Regions from separate parts of the Homo sapiens genome. Here all the other regions are linked to region 3. Evidence: read pairs that join two places in POLR2A ChIA-PET (ENCODE). Cell type or tissue: Panc1. All regions are shown on one strand. Region 1 holds the start of LINC02520 (long intergenic non-protein coding RNA 2520). Region 2 overlaps LINC02520 (long intergenic non-protein coding RNA 2520). Region 3 has its middle 7.5 kb from the start of MDGA1.

What was found. Peaks named below come from ENCODE experiments on the same cell type or tissue, not always from the same donor. Only the 100,000 strongest peaks of a DNase experiment are listed, where the experiment ranks them.
Region 1: POLR2A ChIA-PET joins it to region 3 with 27 read pairs; 8 of 35 experiments call an interaction of 5 or more read pairs at or near these places.
Region 2: POLR2A ChIA-PET joins it to region 3 with 22 read pairs; 5 of 35 experiments call an interaction of 5 or more read pairs at or near these places.

Annotation. Positions count from the first base shown.
Region 1 is chr6:37,502,477-37,507,476 of GRCh38, reverse strand. It overlaps LINC02520 (long intergenic non-protein coding RNA 2520), which reads right to left and starts at 129. Exons shown (of 4, transcript NR_126057.1): 1 at 1-129. In Panc1, no CTCF peak of the experiment used is centred here; no DNase peak of the experiment used is centred here; H3K27ac peaks cover 2,629 bases.
Region 2 is chr6:37,536,273-37,541,272 of GRCh38, reverse strand. It overlaps LINC02520 (long intergenic non-protein coding RNA 2520), which reads right to left. Exons shown (of 4, transcript NR_126057.1): 4 at 4,993-5,000. Among named protein-coding and RNA genes, the nearest start is that of MIR4462, 17 kb to the left of the region's middle. RefSeq lists enhancers at 3,036-3,265, 4,311-4,858. In Panc1, CTCF peaks have their summits at 2,728 and 2,952 (motif pointing left); a DNase peak (open chromatin) is centred at 2,972; H3K27ac peaks cover 4,022 bases.
Region 3 is chr6:37,702,872-37,707,871 of GRCh38, reverse strand. No RefSeq gene overlaps it. Among named protein-coding and RNA genes, the nearest start is that of MDGA1, 7.5 kb to the right of the region's middle. RefSeq lists a silencer at 2,037-2,296. In Panc1, a CTCF peak has its summit at 2,297 (motif pointing left); a DNase peak (open chromatin) is centred at 2,390; H3K4me3 peaks cover 784 bases.

The DNA of each region.
Region 1 (5,000 bases), 200 kb after region 3:
AAATGAAGCGGAGAGATGTGTTGTAAGGAATGGGTGGTGCTCTCGAAGGACAATCAAGGGTTGGAACCAAGAATTGGACCATTGATATAACCATGCTGTCATTCTGTCCCCTTCCTCCCTGGGCTAACTATGATCAGCATCTCATCCTAGGGTCAGATTCCTGGGAGTTAAAATCTGATTGGCCCAGCTTTGGTCAGGTGTGTTCCTCTGATCGAATCAGCTGTGACTGGGTAGGTGGGATCACACAAACCTCAGGAAAGGGGGCCTATTGTGAGCTAGGCAGATATTCTCTAGAAGGTGCCTAACGCAGTTACTAATTCACAGTAGACCTTAGGGAAGATACCTTCCTTCCCAGACTCGCAGTTCTCATCTGTAAATGAGAGATTTGATCTGTGTCTGGCTCATCATTACATCTACTATGCCTGTTTAATAAAGGCTGAGTGGACTACAGTGATCCCTATATTAGCTTCTGGTTCTGACCGTCTGTCTTTTAGAATTCTCATATGTAAAGTGTGCGGGTACAAGGAGCTGGCAGCGAGGGAGAAGACGGGGAGAAGGAGGGTGTGCTGACACTGGCCAGGGGTGCCTGGGGACTTCAGCTTAAGCAGTCTTTTCTCTGGACATCTTTCCAGAGCCAATCTTCTGTCCCCACCAAGCAGCATTCTGGCCAGAATCTGACTTCTCTAATAAACACTGTCCCTGGAGGGACAGTGCCCTTTATAAGCTATTAAATTGGCCTTCTGACAGTTGCCAACACAATGCCATTTGAGAAGCAAAGTCCAAAGTGGGGGGACTCCGGATTTGATTCTGGTGTCCAGAATCCAGACTCTTCCACTTATTACGTGACCTAGTGGGTCACGGCCCTCTAAGCATCACAGTCTTCGCTGCCCAGACAGATATGAGAATCTGTGTTCTGCCTTATTCATAGAACTGTTTGAGGGATATTGTGTATAAAATTATCCATAATAATTGAACTATATTTGTGGTGTGCTAACTAGATGCCAGGCATAGCGTCATATGCTGAAAAGGGTTATTATGTATAATCCTCACAAGAGCCTTATGAAGTAGCTGCTACTATGATCTCTGTTTCACAGATGAAGAAACTGAGGCTCAGAGGTTAAATAACTTGCCCAAGGTCACACAGTTGATGAAGAGCAGAGTCAGATCCACGCTCTGAACTAGGTTCTAGTACTTTTGTTTGTGGTCCAGTTGTAGATAGACACATTATTATTATTACTTCCCAGGGCCTAAGACCTCTCGGATAAGCTGAACATTGAGACCCACAGAGGTGGGAAACCAAAACTTGGACACCAGAGAAGCAAACTTCTGGGTTTATTCCTTCAGTCTAAAAACTACATGAATCAAAAAATCTGTGGGCTGTAAATGAAGTAACTCAGATCAAATTAGCTCACTCAAAAGAGGGAATTTGTTGGCCTCCACTCTCCGAGGGGCAAAAGTGAGGCTAGGGCACCTGGAATTCAAGTTTCAAACAAGCACCCCCAGGGCAGTCTTCCTCATTGTCTCTCATTGCTGCTGCCCTGTGCTGGCTGCCTGCCCTCTTTCATACTCCATGAGCTTCTTCTCAGGAAGAGAACACTGTTGCCAGCAGTTCCAGGATCACACGTCAGCTGCTCTGCAACCAAAGCTAAGGTGGGATTTCCTTTCCCAGCTACAGGTGAAACAAATCTCAGGAAAGGATTCTTATTGGCCTAGCTCAGATCATGAGTCCTCCCTTCTGAACTAATCACTATGGCTAGGGACATGTGGTTCTATGACTGGCTGCCCCGCTTAGATCATATGCCACCCATGTGAACAGTGGGAGTGGATCTGTTATAAGAAGGTGGGGTGGTTGGGGGAGATGGCAACACCGACGTGAACTCTGGGGGACTCTCTGAAGCCTGGGTCACCTCAATTTGTATCCTTTCCAACTGGCAAGAGCAACCTTGGTTTTCTCCTTCCTCAATCTATATCTACTAAGAAGTCACCTAATAGGCTGTTAGTTTCTTACTCTCGTTTTCTTCAGAAAGGCTCATATGGTCTTTTATACAGAGGGAGGGGGTGAGTATCCTCTTCTGCAAACTTTTCCATGTCTGGAAAATTGGGGCAATGGAGCCTGCCTTACTTTCCTCACAGAGGTATGTGAGGACCCACAGAGTTAATGGATACAAACACTGCTGTAGAAAGAACAAAGTGCCATATTTACAAACACAGGATCTATTTATTGATTTATTTATGCTCCTTTGTGTTTCAAAAAAGGATTTGAGGTAGCTTAGCAAAATGCACACAATATAGTGGGATAAAAATAGTAAGGGGATAGAGCGGAGGGAAAACACGGGTAGAAAAATCAAATAAAGCCAGGGAAAATTCTTGTACCTGGAAACTTATGCTCAAAGTCCCTGAACAAGTTTGGTTCTGAGCTTTCTCATGAACAAAGTGGGAAACATGATCAGTTACAAAAGATACAGTAGTCATAGGATAAGAGAATATCAGCATGCCAGGAAAGGCCACAGAGCTTAGCTCAGCACCAATGTCTGGTAGAAATTTCTTCTCATCAAGAGGATACCGCAGGGTGGGCCAGACTCGATGGTTCATGCCTGTAATCCCAGTACTTTGGGAGACCGAGGCAGGCAGATCATCTGAGGTCTGGAGTTCGAGACCGGCCTGGCCAACATGGTGAAACCCCGTCTCTACTAAAAATACAAAAATTAGCCAGGCGTGGTGGTGGGTGCCTGTAATCCCAGCTACTCGAGAGGCTGAAGCAGGAGAATCACTGGAACCCAGGAGGCGGAGGTTGCAGTAAGCTGAGATTGCACCAATGCACTCCAGCCTGGGTGACAGAGTGAGACAGAAAAAAAAAAAAAAAAAAAAAAGATGCTGCAGGGTGGAGTGGTCTGCATATTCAACAATATATAGAGATCCTTTGGTTTTCATGTCACTGGCTGTCTAATTCAGTTTCATGTGGATTCACTGTCTACAATTTGATTTACGTTAACTAAAAACTGGATACCAACTAAATAGCAAGCACATTCTTTTCCCCTTCCTTCCTTCCTTTTCTTTCTTTTTGCATGGTAACATGAGGTTGGGTGCAAGGAGTGGTATGTGAGTTTTCCCCAGTGAAATATATGGACAAAAAAGTTCTAGCATCTTGGCTTAGCTGAAATGTATAAAACTCACTAAGACATAAAACTGTTCCAAGCAGGCCATAAAGGCGCTGCTGCCTTTGCCTCAGAACTTGGGCTATAATCTGCTGTCCTGGAACAAAATGCAAACATAAATCAGCTTTCACAGTATTTTTAGCCACCTAAAAAATTCTTCATTTCCTGCCTGAAATGCTTCTGACAGTGAGCAATGCCACTCTCCCTCATTCTTGCTCTGAAAAGCTTCCCTTTGGGCAGCGATGGGGACCCAACACTGGGCCCCACAGCTGAGGCAAACCCAGAAGGAGGCATGGGATAGAGGAAATGGTCTCCCAGGGTCTCTAGGACAAATAAGTCAGGGATGTGGCTAGCGTATAAATTGCTTTCATGCAAAGTTGGAAAGGGCGCCCCTCCTTGGCACAGGAAGCCCTGTGGGTTCCCACTTGGGATGCCCTCTCCTGCATCTTTGCCTGACGCAATCTCATCTGTCCTCCTGGACCCAGAGCCTCCACAAAGCCATCCCCAAATACCCACCCCATTCTCTTGTTTCTGCACTCCTAATGCATCAACAGTGAGTACCAGACAGCTGGCATTTAATTATATGATGTCTGGCATGCACTATTTCATGTTGTCAGTCTGTCTCTCTAACTAGATTAAAGAGATCTTGAGGTAATCGTTAGTTCTTACTTTATATGTCTCCCTTACAGCTAACAAGGAAGCTTTATGTCTTCCTCGTTATGTCTTACAAATAACAAGGTCATGAAAAACAGGAACCTAGGGTGACTGTCTCGTTCTCCCCACTGTACCCATTGAGCAGACAAAATTAAGAGCCAAAGAGGAGGCTTGACCTGCCCAAGGTCATGCAGTGAGAACTTGGGCTAGCCAGGAACGACTCCAGTTCTCCTGTCTGTCAATGCAGCATTCGACTTTCCTGAAACACTTAGTTCTAAAACCCCCAATAGGAGGTTCAGAACCACAGCTCCCTGGGGTAATAAAGACAGACAGACAGACAGCTGGCCCACAGTAATCCATCTGCTCATGGGCAGAATTTCCAACATGGAGGCAAGTCAAGCTGCTCTAAGGCTCAGCAAACAGCCTCCATGGGAATCCAGGCTGGGTCTCTGTATGTGCCAGGGGGATGAAAGGACCTCAGTGGGGTACCTGGGGTGCTTGCATCCTCCCTGACACCACGCAGGTCACTATTGTCTGCGATGTCTGGGGCAAAGGAAACCCGTAATTGATGGTCTCAGCAGGAAGGACACATAGACAGGTGGAGAGGGCATCTCCTGTTTACAGAGAAACGCTTGTGTTTGCAAGGGGCTGCCTTTTTGCAGTGAACTATGCACCCATGATAGCAGGAAACCACCCAAGTATTTGCCCCAAATTTATAACAACAGATACAATAGTGTCAAAGCTGATAGAAACTGAAAACAAAATAATAACAAAAAATACCCATGGCAACAATTGCTAAACAAAACCCTATAACGACAAGCTGGCAGCAGCCTCATCAGTCCTGCTGAGCCTCTCCTAGGCACTCACAAGCCACAGCACCCGCCACTTAGTACTTCTCACAAATGCCCTATGAGTTTGGTATGATGTGCTTGTTTTATAGATGTGGAAGCTGAAGCTTACGGGGCTGAAGTATCTTGCCTCACATCACAGGCTGCTAAGAAGCAGAGCTGGGATTGGCATCCAGGTTGATCTCCCTCTAAAAGCCTCCCCTTTCACTACAACCCACATAGACTCTCATTCCAACCCCACTTCAAGCATTTCTTCCCATTATCAGACCTGTGGGACAAGGTTTGGTTGGGAAAACACGAGGCTCTTCAGGAAGACAGACAACAGATTGCCCATCATTTCATG
Region 2 (5,000 bases), 170 kb after region 3:
GTTGTATTATTTTCCCCGCTGCTTTTTGTTGTCGTTGTTGTTGTTGAGATGGAATCTCTGTCAGCCAGGCTGGTGTGCAGTGGCGCAATCTCGGCTCCTTGCAACCTCCACCTCCTGGGCTTAAGCAATTCTCCTGCCTCAGCTTCCCGTAGCTGGGACTACAGTATTTTTAGGAGAGACGGGGTTTCACTATGTTGGCCAAGCTGGTCTCGAACTGACTTCAGGTGATCCACCCGTCTCAGCCTCTCAAAGCGCTGGGATTACAGGCCTGAACCGCCACGCCCAGCCATTTTTCTCACTTTATAGATGAGGACACGGAGGCACAGAGAAGTGAAGGGACACCCTCAAGATAACAAAGCTGGTAGGTGGCAGAGCCAGGATTCAAATCCAGGCAGACAGACTCCTGGGCTCACACTCTTCACTCTTACAGCCTGTTGTCTCTCCAAGGGAAAAATCTTAGGAAGTTTTTTAAAAAGTAAAAATATACGGTATGGTATGGTTTGGCTCTGTGTCCCCACCCAAATCTCATGTTGAAACGTGATCCCGAGTGTTGGAGGTGGGGCCTGGTGGGAGGTGATTGGATCATGAGGGTGGTTTCTAGTGGTTTAGTACCATCCCCCTAGTGCTGGCTCATGAGATCTGGTTGGTTAAAAGTGTGTGGCACTTCCCCTTTGCCCTTTCTCTCCTGCCACCATGTAAAGAGGTGCTTGCTTCCCATGCACCTTCCTGAGGCCTCCCAGCCATGTTTCCTATACAGCCCGCTGAACTGTGAGTCAATGAAACCTCTTCTCTTTATTAACTGCCTAGTGTCAGGTAGTTCTTTACAGCAATGTGAAAACAGACTAATACATAGTAATATTGGTAAGAATCCATCTTATTGCTAAAATTTTAAATCACAAAGATAATTATTAGTAGTGAAAGCTCATGACTGTCCTGTTGGCCGTAAAACCTTCCATGTAATAGCATTACCGGCAAGTGAGGCCCAACATTTTGGCTGGTGGACATGAAGGAAAGAGCGTTTGGGCCACGGTTATAAAACATGTGTCCCAGCATGATTACTCCTGGGTCTTAGAAATGGTGCACTCATCTCACTCCTGCTCTCCTTTTACATATAAAGTATGTGAAGCCCAGAGAGGTTAGGTGACTCACCAGAGGTCACACAGCAAGTTATGGGGGAACTTAACCACTCAATTCAATGAATGCTTAACATCATATCTGCCATTTGATTGAGTTATGTTCTTTGCATTAGAAGCCAGAGAGAAGCCCAATGCCAGATCAGGATGGGCCAAGTTAGCCAGCAAAGGGCTAGAACTAGTTCCTTCCAGGGCTCCAGTCACAGCCCAGGCTATTTTCTGCCTAAGTGCAGCTGTTGCTGTGGGGTAGTCACTTAAGGGTTTTAGCCCTTGGCTCTCCTCAGGAGAGGAAAAAGGAAAGACCAGAGCCTACTGATCCTTTTGTGTGAGGGCCAATGAATACCTCACACCTTTCAGAAACTTCCAAATAACCCTCTGCCTTCCAGTAATTCTAGGAGAATGGAAATTGACTCCCACCTGCCTCTCCTACCACCATTCAAGCTAATGGCTTGGGAAGAGGCCAGAGACCACTTCTCTGTGTGCCTGCAGTCTCCTCCTCCTCCTCCTCCTCACAGGCCCGGGATATTGATCATCTCCATCAGTGATGTCACAGGACTGGGTGGGGAGGAGGCCACTCCCCTGCAGGGGAAGCTGAAGACAGAGATCTTCAGCCATGCAGCCGGGAAGTGGGGAGAGCAGAGGAAGGGGGCCCAGGAGCCCCTCCGAGGGTCTGTGCTGGAGGCTTTCCAGTGAGGCGACAGCAGCTTATTACAGCTAATTTCCTTCCCCTTGCTAGAACCAAAAATCCACAGGGTTTTCGCTGCATATTTGTGTATCTGGCACTCTCAGCTCGCCTCCCCTTGGGGACCATAAGAGATGCAGAGGAAAGAAACAACATGGCCTTCCATAATTTCAAAGTCAGTTCCAGAGTTAATAATAAATTAAGAGCTGGGGGCGGGGTGGAGGCCTAGATGTGGCGGGCCCACTCTTGCAGCGTAGACCAGCCCCTCTGGGAACATCTTCTGGAAGTCAGGAGAAAAAGTAGGTGCCCTGGGGACCGAAGACACTGAGGTGGTCCCACTGTGGAAAGCTTCCCCCTGGACCTCAGGTTTCTGTGGTACCCACACCAGGATGGATGGGGATGGAGGTGGGAAGAACTGGAAAGTATTCTCTCCCACTTCTCTCCGGAGCAGGCACCAGCGCCATCGGAGCACCCAGTAGTCCCACAGTCTCTGAGGAGGGGGAGCATAGCTGTTTCAGAGAGAACAGGAAGACTTCTCTACATGGAAGACGACTAAACCCACTCACCTCTGAGGAGGTTTCCAGACCAGCAGCCATACCAGTTGGAAATCCAACAGTCCCAAATGCCTGTGTGATTTTGTTATTCATTCTTTAGGTCCTAGGAAGACTATCTCCCAGACTAGAAGCTCCCTGGAGACCAGGGCCTCTGACATCTGACTGGAAGCTCAATCACTTCTTGTCAGAGCTAGAGTGTGAGGGGACTGGGAAGCAGCAGGGAGGATACTAGGCAGGTTTTGCCCCAAGAAGGTGGAGTAGGGGATGAACAAGATCGCTGCCCTGAAATATCTGAAGGGTGGTCCTGTAGGCATGGAGTTCACACCTAGGCCAACAAGAAGAGCTAGGATGAATGAGAGATGACACAAGGGACTCGACTTGGGATCCAGAAAAGGGTGAACTTTCTGGGAGTGGCTCAGCGAGAGGCAGTGAGCCTCCCACTGCAGGGGGAGCTTCTGGGGAGGGGCCCGGAGCACAAGGTGGCAGGTGGACCCGGTGGTTGTTAGGATCCTTACCAAGCCCAAGAGTCAGTCCGTGATGGATAGATGTTCCAGTCTCTTCCGCCCCTACACCTAGAGCTCCCCCTCCTGACCACACAGAGAGGGACCAGAGGCAAATGTGCAGGAGGACACAGGGACCCAATCCCAGCCAGGGAGGCCACCAAACAAATCAATCAGGCAAACAGCCACAGGCAGAGGATGGACACAGCGGGGGCTGGTGTGGGGCTCTGTCCCCCTCTTCCCCACCCCATGGCCTAGAGGACAGTCCCTGTGTCTGCCAGCTGAACAGGCTAATAAATAGGAAAATCTGTCTTCCCTGCTGATGGAGAGAGTGTTCTGTCCTCTCCACCGCAGGGGAGTGAGGCCTCAGCTCATCCTGCATGCTACAGGGGACCCACTCATTCTTCACAAGGAAAATGGGGCAGCACAGAGCCGGGGAGTGACTTGCCCGCAGCCACACAGCTCACACGGCTGGTAAGAGGAAGGGGCGAGGCAGAGCCCAGGACTCCTACCCTACTGCCAGCCAGTATCCTTTCTCCTGCCCTTGCCTGCCCCTGTAGCACCATCTGCTCCTGCAGCAATTGGGATTCCTTTTAAAACATATGTTCATCTCAGGCAGGTCCCAAAGTGGATGGAGAAATGATATGTATGTTCTTTGCTGGCCCCGGAAGAGCTGGCAGAATGAGCTCTTGACATTTCTGGGATACTTCCAGAAGCATTCCCGGGAATGCTTCTGGTCTCCATGCTTCCTCCCCACCACCATATTCTCTCCCCAGCATTGGGGAAGCATGGATTTGTCATTCTTCTCCTCCGTGTGCCCATCTGCTTCCTTCCAGGAACCCCTCCACACCTTGAAGGCCAGGCCAGCTCCTCCAGCTCCTGATGGGCTGTTAACAAGAAATTTGGAGGCCAGACCCCTGTGCACACTGCTGAGGAGCCCAGGGCAGTTCAGGACTGAACACAGCCAGATGTGTTCAGCAGGGACCATGACCTCTCCCCGCCTACGAGTAACAGGAACTAGTCCTGGAACTAATCCACATCTCAACCCAGACCCCAGAAGTCCACCCTCCTTCACCCACCAAAGCAGACAGCTCGGTCCCACAGACTCGGCCCCTCCTCCACTACCCAGACACTGTCTGAGGCTGGAGACTGGACGCAGTGACCTCTGGGGATCCCTTGCTTGAGGTTTCTGGTTCCATCAATCCCAGGGAGCTGGAGAAGGAGAGCGGATTTCCCTCCAGGACTCCCGCGGATACCGACCTGAGCGCATCCGCTAAAGTCCTCGCAGCAGCGCGTTCACAGGCTCCAGAGCAGGCCTGCGGGTCCTGTTCCCTCCCCCACCCCTGCCCCTCCTCTCAGACCCAGGGCAATTTCCCTACAAGTGTGCTCACGCTGGGCCCTCTGAGCCACGGCGCCAATTGACTGGATTTCAATCAGAACTCCATCTCCCTTAAGGACCGCTTTGGATAAAAGCAGAAGTAACCTGCAATCTAGATGCTGATGCCAAACCGTAATGGGGGAGCCGGAGAGAAGCCGGGCCCAACTCCGGCCCCAGCCCCCAGCCACGGCGAAATCAGGCCTCAGCTGAGGCGCACGCAGCTTCCAGGGCCCGAGGAAGAGGGTAGCCTGAGTTCCCTCCATCTCCGCCACCAGCCGCCACAGGCTAAATCCTGGAGCCTGCCGGTGGGGTTAGCCGGCTGCTAGCCGTTTTAACAGTTGGCCAGGGGCCAGGGACCAGCCTTGCACCCCTGGGCAGGCCCTGTGTGGGTCCCTGCGCGCGCGCAACAAGGGCCCTTATAGGCCGGCTAAGGAGGGTCTGGGTGTCCTTAAGAGCCAGGAGGAGCTGCGGGCTCAGCACTTGTTCCCACCTACTAACCCCCAACCTCATCGCCAGCTGCCGCTTCCGCCACTGGGTCCTCTCCGGGCTATATTGCGTTCAGGAAACGGTCACTCCGAGAGAGCGGGGCTGCTCCAGTGACCCCCTGCCCCCGCCCCACTGCCTCCAGACCCCGCACCGCGGGCGAAGGCGGGGCTGTAGGGACAGGAGGGACCCCGCGGAGCGCTGTCAGCTCTGGTGCGCAGTACGGACAGCCTCCCTGGTAAATAATGCACGCCTCCCGGGCCAAGCTGC
Region 3 (5,000 bases):
GCCTCTCCTTGCCAGGTCAACCAAAGACAGAGAAGCACTTACGTGCCGGGGGAATAGGATGGAGTCAGGGCAGCCCTACCTTCCCCTTTGTAGAATGCGGGTTGGAGATGGGAGGTATTGAAGGGAAGCCCAGGAATTGGAGTCAGAGAGACTCGACATGTGGACCCAAAGTAGATGCTCAGTAAATTCCTCTCGTATGAATAAATCCAATCTTGGGCACAGTCCTTCACATCTCTGAGCCTTACCATCTTTATCTGAAAAATGGGCATCTACTCAGTCAACAACCATTTCTTGATTACCAGGCACCCTTTAAGCTATGCGGGATATAGCAGTGAACATGACAAAGATCCTCCCTGACAGAAGCTCCATTTTGTGGGTAAGACACAATAAACGGGTCATGTCATATCCGCTCTAGTAGGATGGGTTGGTACCCAGCCTCTGTCCCCTCATCCTAACTTCATTGCCCTCAGCTGACTTCTAATTGCCTCCCCACCGCAGCCTCCCAAGTGCTGAGATTACAGGCATGAGCCACTGCACCGGGCCCATCAGTTTCTTAATCTGTACAGTAAGGTTGATGAAACCTCATTTAACCACCTTACAACATTTTCGAGAGGGCCAAATTCGGAAGTCATTTATTGGCTGTAGTGATATCATTAGGTCATGTGGTGGAGAAAAAAGAATGAGGAGCCTCAGCTTCTGGCATTTAATTTGCTGTGTGGCTTTGAGGCAGTTCCTTAGTTTCTCTGGTCTTTAGCTACCCACTTTGTTAAATAAAGGACTGGCTTATGATTCCTAACAAAATAATAATGTTTAGTATGCTTACTATATGCCAGGCACTATGCCTAGCACATTTCATATACATTTTCTCATTTAATCCTTCTAACAGCCCTATGAGGTTGGCACTTTCTTGTTTTGAGACAGGGTCTCACTCTGTTGCCCAGGCTGGAATGCAGTGACTTGATCATGGTTCACTGCAGCCTTGACCTGCTCAAGGGATTCTCCTGCCTCAGCCTCCCACGTAGCTGGCACTACAGGTGCGTGCCACCATGCCTGGCTAGTTTTCTTAAATTTTTGATTCACAGAGATGAGGTGTCCTTATGTTGCCCAGGCTGGTCTTGAACTCCTGGGCTCAAGCAATCCTCCCACCTCAGGCTTCCAAGGTGCTGGGATTACAGGCATGAGGCACCATGCCTGGCCTTGCACCATTCTTATGGAACCTGAGATACAGAGAGGTTAGGTAACCGGCCATGGTCGCTCAGCTAGTAAGCAGTAGTGCTGGGATAAAAATTAAGGACTTCTGAGCACTGCTGTCCAATAAAACTCCTGTGATGAGGGTAATGTTGTATATCTTTGTTGTCCAACACGGTAACCACTAGTGTGACTGTGAGCACTTGAAATGTGGCCAGCGTGACTGAGAAACTGACATAAATATCTACCAGTAGCTATGCCTTGGCCAGCGCAGCTCTAGTGTGCCAGTTTTTGGCCCCACTTCTTCGTGAGACGCAGCACCAAGTAGTGGTGAAGAGTATAGACTCTGACTCTGGAGCCAGATTCTCTAGTTCGATTGAACACAACTTACTAGCTATCTGTGACTGAACCTCTCTGTTCCTCAGTTGCCCCTCTAAAATGAAGATGACAAAGGTGGTCATGAAAGCAAATGGCCTTTATTATGGGCATTTGATGCTTATGAATTGTAGCACGCTCCTTCAGATAAACCTTGGGTTAGAGGATGAAAAGGGGGACAGATGGGCAGGCCGGATCATCCTTTAGTGACTGAGTGGGCCGGTGCCTGGGGATTCCTTCCAAGCCCGTGCCAGGCATGGATCCCAAAGGCCCCCTGGGATGGTGGGCATGGAGGGTCCCCAAGGAGAGCCGGGAGAGCCACGTAATAAGACGAGTTAATCAAAAGGGCAGCGAGTCCCCAGGGCTCACAGCGCTCGTCTCACAGCGAGCATGCGCAGGAGAAGGCCCGATGGCTCCTTCCCCCGCCCCCGTCTCTCTCTGAACCATCCGCAGCGTGGCCTGCAGGAGTGGGGGCCAGAACAAGAGCGACCTGGAGGGTGAGGGGCCAAGACAGGAGTTGGCGGCGGGGGCTTGGGGGTGGGTTGGGAAGAGAAGGAGCGAGGGAAGTGAGGTACAGGGTAGGATGACCCGCCAGCTTGTCCTGGGGTCAGGTCAGACCCGAGGGCGTGGCAGCAGGGCCCCCACGTTGTACTGGGGGGGCGGAGGGGGCGGGCGCCATGTCTGTCGTATCCTATGTGAATGGCGCCCCCTGTAGTTTATGCCACGCAGCGGTCGCGGGTGTGCTGAACGCCTCCAAGTCCACGCCAGATTTCCCGCCCCCCACCCCCTTTTACGTGGATCAAAAAGAGCTAATGGCTAAAGGAAAAAGAATTGGCTGGGAGGGTTAAACAGAAAGGGAGCAAGGAGAGTCACGAGGCCTGTCCCTGGGGCCCGGCCCCGGCCCCTCCCCTTCCAATACCGCAGATTGGCCGCCCCTCCTCCCCTTCTCCTTTCTCCTCACACCCCAGCCGGGCTTTTCAGGCTGGAGAACATTTGATCCTGCTTCCCGCGGAGCTGCCGGGGAGAAAGTTAGAAAGACCAGCTCAGCGAAACTTGATGCGTTCCACTGGGGCTGCTGAGGCCTGGGAGCAGATGCCTGAGGACAGAGCCACCCTCAGCCTGGCAGAGCCCCCATGCCTCTAGGAACGCACCTGATTCAGACCTCTCCTCCCAGACAGCATCTCAGAAGGAAGCAGCAGTGGGGGTTGCTAACCCCCTGCCACTGTTTACACAGGGGTTTCCCAGAAACCCTGGGCCTCACCTGCCTGCTTCCCTTCCCCGAGAATCAGTTTTCCTTCAGCCTGTACATAACTCAAACATGTCTTCGATCTTCATTATTTGTATTTGTCCGTAATCTACATATTGTCTGGATAATTTGGGCCTCCGTTATCCTGGTAATTTAGGTCTTGCCCAAAGCCTACTTTTGTTTGAGTTAGTCAGTGTAACCAACTCAGCTCATTTTATTTTATTTTTATTTATTTTTTTGAGACAGGATCTCACTCTGTCACCCAGGCTGAGTGCAGTGGTGTGATCATGGCTCACTGCAGCCTTGACCTCCTGGGCTCAAGGGAACCTCCCATCTCAGCCTCCCAAGTAGCTGGGACCACAGGCGCATGACGCCATGCCTGGCTAATTTTCTGACTTTTTTTTTTTTTTTTTTTTTTTTTTTTAGAGATAAGGTTTTACTGTGTTGCCCAAGCTGGTCTCAAACTCCTGAACTCAAGCAGTCCTTCCACCTTGGCCTCCCAAAGTGTTGGGAACTCAGGCGTGAGCCACCACACCCTGCCACAGTTCATTTTAATGAGCATAAATCAAATAACTACTGTGTGCTCAGCTTGGCACTGGGTACTGTGAGCAGTCCAGACATGAGCAGGACACTCACTCTACCCTTGAGCTCACAGCACACATGGAAACAAAGCACAGAGAACGAATGCCCACTCTAAGCCTGGGGTGGAGGGGTGTCATTCATGAGGCCAGAGTAGCAGGTGGGGCCTTTGGAGAGGAGCTGATCTCTAGGTGCCCTGTAGTCTGCTTAGTCAGAGATACCTCCCTAGGGGAGGTCAGTGGAGTCAGATGGGGCTGGGACTTCTTGCTGGGGTGGAGCCTGGCTTCCAGAGAGAGGGTGCTCTTCCCTGTGGGTGCCAACGGCTGCATGCCAGCTTAACAGTATTTCCTTCAAACAGGCCTCTTTCCCAGGAGCCCAGAAAGACATTTGCATTAGGAGAAAATACCCAAGTAAAACACAGACTACTTCCCTTGGGTTTGGCTGAAATTTGGAAAGCTGCAGGCAACCAGGCTTGAAGAAAGGTTAGGGGCCAAGACGGGGGGATCACCTGAAGTCAGGAGTTCGAGACCAGCTTGGCCAACATGGTGAAACTCTGTCTCTATTAAAAATGCAATATATATACATATATATATTAGCCAGGCATGGTGGTGGGTGCCTGTAATCCCAGCTACTCAGGAGGCTAAATTTTTTTTTTTTTCAAGCCTGGTTGCCTGAGGTGGGAGGACCACTTGAGCCTGGGGATTTGAGGCTGCAGTGATCTCTGACTGCACCACTGCACTCCAGCCTGGACAACAGAGTGAGATCTTGTCTCAAAAACAAAAAAAACAAAAAAAACAAAATGTTCAGTAAGAGCCTAGAAATCAGAGTAACCAGCCAGTGCCTTCCTAGTTCTCCATCCTCTTCACTTTTACCCATGTAGTGAACACTTGGTTGCTGTTATAGTATATCTATCTGTCCCTAGATCTATAGCCTGGCTCCATTTGTATTCCAGGATCTGTAACCCTGTAATAGCAGTCTTCCCCCATCAGACTACGGGCCCTTAGGGCCAGGGCTGTCTCCTCTATCAGACTTGGGCTACCTGAGCGCAGGGCTGTGTCTTTAGCTGTTGGATGCCTCCAGCACAATGGGGTGCCCAGGATTATATAGACACAATGCTTGGGTCCATGAATATTTGTTAAGTTAATGAAGAGTCAAAAGAACTCCACTTTTCCAGCCCATTTGCTTCTTCCCAGACCCACCCCAGTGGGGAAGCAGAGCCTGGTAAACCAGTGTCCCTTACACCTGCTCAGAGTGGGAAGACCATAAATTTCTCAAATCAGTATAAAACAAAATTACTTGTGATCTACTGAACCATCAACTCAAAAAAATTAAACAAAACCTCCCCTTTTCCAACATTAGTGTAGACAAAGGAAGCCCAGGTGACCCTCACTTGGGAAATGATGGCTCCAGATATCAGGCCTTGGAGAGAGCTCACAAGGCTTTGGAGTCTAGTGCTGGGAGCAGTCTCAGAGGTGGTCCAGGCACATGTGCTTATTGTGGAAATGAGAATCCAGAGGCCAAAAGGGGAAGGTCACATAATGAGTCAGGGTGTAGTCGTGACATAGTGGCCAGAAGTGGGAGAGGGACTCCTGTCTCCTTTGCGTTCTTCCCC